2 separate regions of the Mus musculus genome follow, and region 2 is linked to region 1. A link is a loop called in an ENCODE intact Hi-C map of the cell type or tissue named here. Cell type or tissue: gastrocnemius. All regions are shown on one strand. Links, peaks and the distances in the headings refer to the core of each region. The heading gives the core; the rest is flanking DNA. Region 1 overlaps Arid1b (AT rich interactive domain 1B (SWI-like)). Region 2 overlaps Arid1b (AT rich interactive domain 1B (SWI-like)).

What was found. Hi-C counts contacts between places; a loop is a spot of excess contacts. Peaks named below come from ENCODE experiments on the same cell type or tissue, not always from the same donor. Only the 100,000 strongest peaks of a DNase experiment are listed, where the experiment ranks them.
Region 2: a loop joins it to region 1, with 2.7 times the contacts of the local background. A loop is called at or near these places in 8 of 42 quality-filtered maps.

What each region holds. Positions count from the first base shown.
Region 1 is chr17:5,198,852-5,204,228 of GRCm38, reverse strand. All of the region lies in intron 4 of Arid1b (AT rich interactive domain 1B (SWI-like)), which reads right to left. It overlaps Gm34854 (a long non-coding RNA gene), which reads left to right. Exons shown (of 3, transcript XR_876354.3): 3 at 4,094-4,490. Among named protein-coding and RNA genes, the nearest start is that of Gm34854, 23 kb to the left of the region's middle. In gastrocnemius, for the core only: a CTCF peak has its summit at 2,187 (motif pointing left); DNase peaks (open chromatin) are centred at 2,171 and 5,226; H3K4me3 peaks cover 216 bases; H3K27ac peaks cover 1,363 bases.
Region 2 is chr17:5,318,624-5,324,000 of GRCm38, reverse strand. It overlaps Arid1b (AT rich interactive domain 1B (SWI-like)), which reads right to left. Exons shown (of 20, transcript NM_001085355.1): 12 at 5,151-5,360; 13 at 2,524-2,728. Among named protein-coding and RNA genes, the nearest start is that of Gm29050, 90 kb to the left of the region's middle. In gastrocnemius, for the core only: a CTCF peak has its summit at 2,207 (motif pointing right); a DNase peak (open chromatin) is centred at 2,074; H3K27ac peaks cover 97 bases.

The DNA.
Region 1 (5,377 bases), core at 277-5,276:
GGGTGTTGGCAATGAGGCAGGATGTCAGAAAACCCTGCACCAGGGCAAAGGTTGAAGCCAATCACCACTACACAAAACTCTGAGTTCTGTAGCTTCTTATACCCAAAGTTTAATCTTAATCACAGCCTAAATGATTAAACTTAAACAGGTGTTTTTGCTAACCACTGGTGTCTGGTTAGAGCAGCAAAGTCCTGCATGATAAACCACACCAGGCCACACACCTTGAGTCCAAAGGCCGATTCATCCTCTGAGGCCCAGACGTCAACCCGCAGTGGTAGTGAAAGAAATGATTTAGGTACGATCAAGACCCCCTCTGAGGACAGCCCTGAGCCAGGTGAGCCAGCCCCTGGGAGGAGGTCAAGAGGGGCTCGGTGAGTTCTCTCGGGGCTAGTGCTCTGCACTGAGAGGACCCACCCGCCTCAATGTGTGTGGGTGCCAATCCTCAGCAGGGCCATCCTGCTCACATGCCACGATGCTGCACAGGCTCTTTAACTTGTTACTGAGAGACAGGATAGCAAGGGGGAAAGTTGTACTCAGAAAACCAACCATCATGCTGGCCACCCTGCTGATGCTAGTAGCTTCTTGTCCTTGCTCACAGCAGAGTGGGCAGAGCCAGGCTCTGGAATGCTACAGAGCAAGAGGTCTTGAGAACAGTGCTCTGGGAGAGGCAGGCAGAGTCTAGGCAGCAAGTTGTAAAAAGATGGCAGAACTTCAAAACTGGCTGTCAGTCTTGTGCAAGAGACGACAGAGCTCATTAACATGAATTTAAAAGCTGCATGGAATGAGATGTGTATTGATAATTACTGTTTTTTTAAAAAACGTAATTATTCAGTCTGGTGTATAAAGCTCTTAAGTTTGGCTACTAAAAAGAGCCAATATGAAGGAAAAGAACAAGGAAAGGAAGAGAAAGTCTGGGTGCTCAGCATCTGGGAGGTGGGGCCGTGGGGCTGAAATCAGGATGAGCCTGTGACTGGCCTGGAACACAAGTGTACATAGGCCATGCCAATGACAACAGTGCTGCCAATGACAACAGTACCAAGGAAGACTGACTGCAGCATGAAAATGAAAGGGTTAAAGAGGAGCCACCTAGGAAGGTCAGAGCCTGGCCAACCCCACCCCACCCCGCCCCGCCCCACCAGAAAGATGGTAGACTGGGTGCTGGGCTGACAAGATGAGCAGCTACTTTGTGATGGAAACCATATGTTGCTGATATCAAATATGATTTTGGGCTAAAGACTGAGATGTTGGCTCAACTAGAGTGGAAAATCATGGGAAGATCCACTAACACCATTTCTGTTTACACTCCAATTTCCAACGCTAACTGTTAGATTTAGAAACAAGCCATAGCATAGATTTTAGCTTAGGTTCCCCCTCCCACACACGCACAAGAGCTTCATCTTTGATTTCCTGAGCCCTGCCTTGTACAACACCAAGCTGCTGACCGCAAATATTTTTAAGATTGCAATTCCAAATGAACACCGAAGACTTCAGCTAAAAGCCTTTGGGGAAAGCCCTGCCGAGGTAACTACTGTGGGCATTCTAGGACGTCTGCTTGTGAGCTGCACTCATAGATCCTATCTTGCCAGCCTCTGTCCCTCAAGGACACTAAACCCTGATGTGGGTATTTTCACATACATACAATTACTGCTGAGCACAGTAAAGCCGAGACTGGTATCTACAGAGTGAGTTCTGCATATTTTAACAGATTTTAAAAGTCAAGTAGAAAAAAAAAATCAGTAGCAAATAGAATATCTATTTAAAGATAAGGCTTTACTATATTTGACAACGGGAGGTGAGAGCAGCGCTTTCTGTGGAATTTAGAGCCCCATGTGACTGTTCGCAAGGCCGCTTCAGCCTCCAGTCCTGCTTCTCTCTCTAGCCAGGCTAAAGGGTATTTCAAAACCCCTTACCAGGCTTTTAAAAAACTCATTTCACCTAAGCAACTTCACAAACCTGTTTCCTTCAAATACTATGGGTTTAAAACATACACACCCTCGTTTACTGTCTAACATTCTCTGTTCTATGAGGCTTTAATGTTAGCACCTATAGATGAAAAAAATACTACCTAAAATCCAGGAGGTTAGTCTCAATTTCCTCTCAAGGGAATAGCAATGTCCTAGGCAGGATTTCCTGCTGCTCTCAGAGCATGTGTCTCTGCTGGAAGGAAGCCCTCTAGTGGGAGCAGTGGAGTATGCCAAGTCTCAAGGAGCCCTTCAGACCAGTAGACTTACTGGGAACCCATGTCCTGTGTTACTCCTGTCATACACTCTAAAGTAAATGTTCAGAGAAAGGTTGATAACCACTTTGTGTCTCATCAGCCAGAAACTATCTATATAAAACTGAAGTATGCTTGTATTGATCTGATACATGATTAATTTTTAGCTATTTGCCAATGTATTTAATTTGGCTATGAAGCGACACTAACTTTAAGTTAAAGGGGAAAAAAACGTGTGACTGGAAAACAATACAGTATGTTTTCAGTAGAAAGACTTGCTGGAACCGGAAGGTGTGCACTGGTATTAAAGTGTTGACTCTTCATGTCTGCTGTAATCTGCATTACAAACTCCTCAAAAGAAACACCTTCCAACATTCATCAAGAAAGACATTCTGCACATTTGATCCATACAAGGCTCATGCTTAAGGTCTCCAAACATGGAGGGGAGTTTCCCCGTAAACACCCAAGTGAATGTACGTAAGCATCCTTACGCATTTGTTCCCATTTCTTCTGTGGAGAGTTAAGACTCGTGAACGTAATCACCAAAAGAACGCTGCAGGTGCAGGGCATGGCGGCGCACGCCTTTAATCCCAGCACTCGGGAGGCAGAGGCAGGCGGATTTCTGAGTTCGAGGCCAGCCTGATCTACAAAGTGAGTTCCAGGACAGCCAGGGATATACAGAGAAACCCTGTCTCGAAAAACAAACAAACAACAAACAAAACAGAAACAAGAACCCAAAAAACAGCTGCAGGCGTACACAAAGTGCAGTTAGGGTGTAGTGCAGCTGACCTGCAGAAGGCAGAAAACTCTCAAGGGCTCCTCCAGGACACAAGTGTGAGGACAGAAGCTTAAGAGAACAAAACAGGCTGGAGGTTAGCCCAAGCTGTTCTTCCACAGGATCGGGGTTCACGTCCCAGCATACAACTAAAGGCTCACAACTCTCTGCAAGTCTGGCTTCAGGAGAATCTGACACCCTCGGAAGCCACTAGGCATGTACATTATACACAGACATAAATGTAGGCAAAACTGCATGCACATTTAAACAGACGGACAACTAAAAGACTGAATGACTGAGCAAATGAATAAATACCAAAGCCGAGGCTGAGGCCCGGCCACACTGATGTCTAAGGAGTTGATGGAAAATGCTGGCTGGCATGTGTGCCTACAAAGATCCCATCTGTAGAGGACTTCAGAGCACACACAGCACCAAGGTCAGTGATAGCAGGAGCCAAACCCTTGACCCTCTGAGCTGTCCTAAACCATCAAATCCCACAACTCCAGGATTGTCCGCCCGGAAAGGCTGTGACACAGGAGCTGAGAGGCAGAATTGAGCAGGAGTCCCTTCCTCACTTTAAACTCCTTCCCAGTTCCCACATAAAGCACCCAGAGAACACAGAATACTAATTGGCAGCCATGCTCCAGGACCCGCACTTGATCCCCAGAACCGACCCATGGTAGAAGGACAGAACTATTCCTGTGGGTGGCCTCCTGCAAATGTAAGCCCTGGTACAGGTGCTCTCGCCACTCACACATTAATAAATTGTTAAAAAAAAAAAAAAGATCAATACTAAAAACAGATCAAGAAAACCTATTTGTGTAAATACGCTATTCAATAAAAAAAAAATCAAGAACAAAAGTAGCATATACATACAAACAGGGGTGGTTCATCTTGTGCATTACGAACACGCCCAAGAAATGGGGAAAGGCATCAATAATTGCTTGCCTGCAGGCAGAGCAACTTACTGTTGTTCATTGCCTTACAATGTAGGTTTACTTATTTACTACAGAGGATCCTGGTTAATTAAAAGTAATTGGTTAACATAGAACAGTAACACAAATAGCACTGACTATCATTAATAATGTGATGATTGTATGCAGGTATCTTTGATGTTGGTCATGATGCAGAGTGCAGCAGCCAGCACTCATGGGCAGAGCAGACGCCTGGACACTTTCAGTAAGTAAAGAACAAGCACCACCTAATGACAACAGAACAGAGACACCCAGAAGCTGCCCCTGTGGTGTGAGTACTCTCAGGCACGTCCGTGCCCACCGCGAGTCTATCTAAGAGAAATCTGTTTTAAGGAAGTAATCTGTGACACAGCCCTTAGATACTGATTGCAAACTGTATCATTAGTTAACATCATGTCAAATTAGAAGAGTATATTAAGTTGGATGTAGATATACAAAGAACGTTTACACTAGGCAGTACTGAAGAACTCAGTTTTCAAGAGCTCTGACACGGAGAAGTGCAGGCGCTGCAGTCCATTTCAGAAGCAGGGCTAAGTCAGAAGCCGAAAGTCCGAGGCCTGACATCGTAGGTCTCCTCTACATCGCCTAGAGCTACAACTAGAAAAAGAAATCTTTCCTCCTCCAGGATTAGAATTTTTCATCTGGTTTCTCTTAATAGGTTCATGCTTACTGTTGTATATTTAAATATTTGATGTACCTGCATTTATTTCAGAATAACAGGGTAAGGAGTAAGCCAGGCCTAGTTTTCCATTTGAATAACCATAATAAAGAATAATCCATTATTTTCTCCAAGGATTAGAGACACTGTATCTTTAGCATAATTAAATATTAAAGTGATATAATTTTTATCTCCAATTCTAGGATGTGATGGGAGAAACGAAGTTACCCAAATGAGCTGCTGTGCAGCTCAAAGGAAACAGGCCGGGGGGGGGGGGGGATCTTAGACACGATAGTATTCTCACAAGGAATTTTGGTACTTTTATAAAAAGACAAATTTGACGTATACCCATGTCCAAGGAACAAAAATATAATTCTACTTACAGTATTTGCTATGTTCTTACTTGGCTGGGCCCAGAAGTAAAATCTTACTCCAGTGACTGCACTTTTATCTACATTAAGGCAAAGCAAATACCAACCAATAACCTGCTCTCTCAACTGCATCTTAGGATTTTAGACAGTGCAGGCCAATTCAGTCTCTCTCCCACCCCTTTTTACCCCTCCCCCAAATAAACACCAGCAGCTCAGAGTGGGCCGCCTGCCATGTTTTCCTTGCAGCCATTGCTAAAAGTAATGGAACTGGTTCTTACTGCATCAGCGTCGGAGCTTTTCTAGCTTTTATTTTATAAGCACATTAGAAACAGGAATCTTTGCTAGCATTCCTCTTTCACTTATTAATCTCTTCTCTCTCCACGT
Region 2 (5,377 bases), core at 307-5,306, 120 kb before region 1:
ATCTTGGCACAGGAATAGCTCTTTTCAACAATTGCAAGGAAGGGCAAGGGGCCAGGGAGGCTCTGATGCATAAGCCTGGCTATGGGCTGCAGGCTGCTGCTGCTGTTTCTGCCCCGTGGATGGGCTGTGTGGCCCAGCATACACCACATGGTGTCTCTGGAGTGGACACTGACTGCACAGGCAGCATCAGGAAGCTTTGCTCCTACTGTCCCCAGGTCACAGCAGGACCTTGCTACATCTGGACCAAGATGGGTCGATCAAGTCCAGTTCCTCTGTGCAGGTAAAATGATAATGTTGCCGCTATAAGGGTAGCTGTCCTAAACTGGGGAAAGGAAAGTGCTGGCTGCTCGGAGAGCAGGCCTCCACTTTCTGCAGGACCTGTACCCCAGCAGGGCTTCCTGTTCTGAGCCTCAGGCATGCTGGGAGCGCTATTCTCCACACACAAGTGCAAGCCATTCAGGGACACAGGCTCTTTCCTGACAAATAAACGTATCTTTAGATCTTTGCAGACACCACTGCTTTGGACCCTGCACCCCACTGGGGTGTTATTTTGGAAGAACAGTTCAGGGCTGTTCACAGACCAATTCTTTAAGTCTGTGAGCTGAATGTAATGTGTGGTTTTTAAAATCAGCCTGTCCCGTGCTCAGGTATGTCCTGAGTGGTCAATGTTTGGGGTCATTAAGGGTGAGGCTGCCGAGGAGGGTTTCCTTCTTAGAACTGGACCTCCGTCTAAGGATGGGCAGGGCAGTGCATGGCTGGCTGCTCGTTGATGCTGACTGGCACCAGAGAATCAATTACAAGGGAACAGAGTTCTTTCTCTAGATTCTGATGTAAACACTGGGCCTGCTTCAAAGGCATTTCCTTCTAGGCTAAGGCATCGAGTGAGTTTGTGTCCAACATATGATCAAAAAGCCCCAAACAGGGTTCCTGCAGTATCATGGGGTAGCTTTGGGGTCCTAAGAGCTTATCTACCTTCACTGTCTTGGGGACATCAATACTGCACCTGCACCAGGGCTCATGGGAACCTTACGGACTGAGAAGTAAATGTAGCCGCCCCCAGCCTTGAAGCAGGCTGATTCAGACTTTGCTGCCTCTAAAAAATGAGATCACCTGGGGTGCAGCCTTCCAACTGAGATGGCTATATTGTTATGTCAACTACCGCTGCCCAACTCTGAGACTCTGCTACCTGCTGAGAGACCCTTGAGACATTCTGGAGACACATCCTATCCTGCCCATCGCCTACAGGCTGGCTTCAGGCACCAAGAATGGATTGGCGGGGATGGGCCTCCCCCGCCCCCCTTTTATAAGCACATTGTCTTAGTAAACTCGAGGGCCTTGATCAGAGAAAACTTGTCTTGGCTTCATTCTTTCCTCGCCGTCTAGTCTCTCTCTTTCAGCCCCAGCCTGCCTTCCAGGAATACCTGGTTCAGGCAGGCCGTGGTACTACAGATTGGTGCTCAAACAGGGACCTGGAAAGGGCGGGAAAACACCGAGGGACCGCTGTCTTGCGTGGAGCGCCACGAGAAGGGAAGAATCAGAAGATCGTATCGGGCACAGTGAGCAACAGGTATTTATGCCAGCGCTGGTTTTAAACTTCATTTTTTAAAGTGTTGCTGGAGGTGTGATAGGACACGGGCTGTGCTGGAACAGTGCAGTAAACAGGAGACTCCTAGCATACTGCATTTGCTCAACAAACATGGGCTTTCAGTTAGCCTCAGAACAGGAGCAGTGACTGCTGAGTGTGCGCAGGCCCCACCTTACACAGCAGCGGCAGGGTGCCACCAATGCTGCAGGGAACTAGCCTTAAGTGGGATCTGTGATGACCAGTGACCAGCAACCAGAAATGGGGGGCGGGGTGTTACCTGAGTGAGGCCACCATGCAGAACCGGGCAGGGGGCTGATTTCCCTGTCTCTAACACTGGATTTGCCAGCTTACAGCATGTGGTAATCTCACACTTCAAAGTCTAAGGGCGGGGGTGTGGGGTGTGGGAGGAATGCCAGAAGATAGAGTGACCTTATCCACTGTGTGGGTGCAGGGGCAGGAAGGAGCTGCCTGTACACCTGGTCCCCATGATGCACCCGACAGCCTTTGCCTCAGCACTGGCGGGGATTCCCTTCGGGTGACAGCAGAACCTGAGTCCAGATTTTATTTTTCAAAGTACAAACTGGAGTGGCCCAGACAGAAGAGGTAGTGCAAGCCAGTCACTGGGCCTGAAGGTGGCGCCACCCAGACTGTGAAATACCAGAGTGGGTTCATGAAGGTGTTTACTCCATCCAGAGAGATGGCTATTCTTAAATCCTTGTGTTACACACAGAGGTATGTGGCTCAGGACTCTAAGTCTACTCTGATGAGATGATGGGAGGCACGGTCTGACAGGCAGGGCAGCACCACACCCTGCAGCACTCTGTCCTTCTCTGAGGGCCTGAGCTCTGCTGGGGGTGGGTCCTCTCCTGGCTCTGGAGCTCTGGCTCAGCCTGGTCCCAGGCCCACTCTGCTGGGCCCAGCTGGAGCACTGCTCTTACCAGGAGATGGCGGCTGGAGCTTTGGCTGCTTCTTCGAATCCCCGGTGCTGAAGACTTCAGGTGGGGGCTCCTCCCCGCGCTCAGTTTTGCACTCAAAGGCGAACAGGTACTGAATATACTGCTTTTTCAGAGAGCTGGCTGCGCTGCTGGAAGTGCCAACGTTCAGGTTGGTTGCCAGCTCACGCCACTTCTTGTTTTTATTAACCTAGCAAAAAAATGGGCAGGATGGTTGGTTCGTGGCAAAGTGGCTTGTTTAAAGCCTGGAGACAAACAAGCACTTAATGTCTTGGCTTACTTTTTTCATTTGCTTCTTTTAACTAATGCTCATCACTCCCACTCAGCAGCACACAGACAGCATTTACAGCCATAAAACCATTAAGGAACCTGCTGATGGTTACATAAAAGCCCACTTGCTGGGGTCTCTGCCTGCTACGGCTCCTATAGACTTGAATAAGAGCTTCCAGATTTCTGAGCCCCCGATGAATGGAGAACCCAACACACACACACACACACACACACACACACACACACACACTCTCTCTCTCTCTCTCTCTCTCTCTCTCTCTCTCTCTCTCTCTCTCTCACACCCCTAATCTTTAAAAGAAAAGTGTGCCTTAACTATAATAACGGCACCATTCTTACATGAAAAAGTAATGCTTCCTCCCACCAGCCAGAGTGTGAGCCTGTGACTCGGGATACAGTCTCCCACAAGGCTTTCACTGAGGCTCCTTGTGGGCTGAGCACACAAGTGCTTACTTCTCCCTGGCTGGAGTGTCGGCCAGCAGCTGAGTGGTTTGTGTGTGTCCTACAGGGTTTCCATCAGCCTTCCAAGAGAAGGTGTGTATGTGTGTGTGAGTGCGCGCGCGAGCGTTCATGGAAGGGCACAGGTACATAGATGCATTGCTTCAACTTTCTCATTCCAACTTGGAATGGGAAGTAAGAACTTAAAGTCATGAATGAAACATGAACACACAAATAACTCAGGGAAGAAGGAAGCTTGTGTCTTTGGACAGGTACTATGTTGAGTAGCTTGCAATGGTCATGAATTAATGAATTTATGGATCTAAACTTTGGCACAAGGCTCTTTACATCCATTTACGTAGTACTAAATAGTCACAACAATAAACACACTGCTGGATTGCTCTGGGAAATACATCTTTCAGCACTTAACGAAAGTGGGTGCAAACAGCAGGTCACAGCTGCTTCAGAGATGGCCAACCAGAGTGCTAGGATATGACCTTGTTGGTGTGGGACAGCATTGGTGGTGTCCCCTGGGTGTGCACTGGCTAAGCTGCAGAGTTGCTTGTGTGCAGCCGTAATCTGCTTAAATACACTGGCGTGACTCAGGGAGCCAGACCAGAGCCACACACACCACAGCCACACATGCCACCTGATGCCTGGATTCTAGTGCTTTAGTCTTGGAGATTTGCATTAGAGTCCAGCCTAGGAGAGCTAAGCAGAGTGGGAGAGGCAGAGGCATAGGGAGACAGGGGAGAGGTGCTCTACCCAGCACATGTTGAGATTCCGAAGAGCTAGACCCGAGTTCTAGTGGATCTAGTTATAGGCCTCAGTCCTGTGGGGGGCAGGCACCTAAAGGGTCCAGACACTAGTGAAGGTCTGCCCTGCACCCCAGAACCCCAGAGACATAGGGTGACAGGTTGCTTTGGTGGGGTGTTTGTTGTCTCATTCCATCTGCCTATTAGGCTTCTGGGGACCCAGCCAGCGTCACAGAATTGATCTAGGGTGGGGACCTGGAGTCTTTAGAGTCCACAGGAGATCCCCAGTCATGGCAGGAGCTTACCCGCCACACACTCGGGTGGGGACATTATTGTAATTTATTTAGTTATACACGAGCTTCCTCATCAATTCCCAAGGTTAGTGACCTGTGCCTTGTGAGTACACCCAGATAAAGGCCATGGTGAGATGAGGTACACCCCTACTTCAACCAGACCCCTCAGCAAAAATAATGGGGTGAACAAAGTGGAGTGTCAGGGATACAGGGGTTTAGGGGAACATTCTGACACAACAAGCAATGGTGGGCTTTTGCACAGACAAAAGGTGAGCCTCACCTTGAACTCTATTCCTGGGTGTGTGGCCTGCTCACCCAGTAAGCCCTGGGGGTTACTGTAGCTATCCAGGAGCTGTAAGCATGGCTTTATTCTTACAGCTGAATTGCCCTTTCTGCTTTCTTTTGAGGCAGGGTCTCACATAGCTGCAGCTGTCTTTGAATTCCTGATCTTTCTGTTTCTTCCTCCCAACTATGGAATTATAGGCAAGTCCCACTATGTGCAGTTTGAATTTATAAGTTGCTCTGGATATAGAAATATAGTGATTGTATCTGATTTGTGATTTGATTTGTATCTGATCTATGACGAATTTAGTCATTTGTAACCAGAGAATCTTAGAGCTGCCTGGGAAAAAGGTCTGCTGGTCTAGGACGGATGAGGGAATTGAGGCCACAGGAGTGGGTAGCAGAGTCAGGAACTGTAGCTCCCTCCGAGCACTACAGAGTCTTAGGAGGGGGACCAGCCTACAGGCTTAGAAAAGTCAGAGGCCAAACACAACATCCCGAACCGAGCAGTGCGCCCAAAGGCCTGCCTGCAGCACTCCGCCCGACGGAGGCTCACCTGCGCCAAACCTCCAATCTCCTTGACGCAGACATACAGTCGGAACAGGTCCAGGGGCTTCTTGCCCACTGCTGGCAGACTGGACACCGGGGAGCCCCTCTCTTCCATGAACGTTAGGTAACGGTCGACCCACAGCTTCCTCTCCGGCTCATTCCCCAGCTCATAGACCTTCGTGATCTTCTCCCCAGTGGTGGAGGAAGAGCTGGACTTCTGGTGTCAGGAGTATG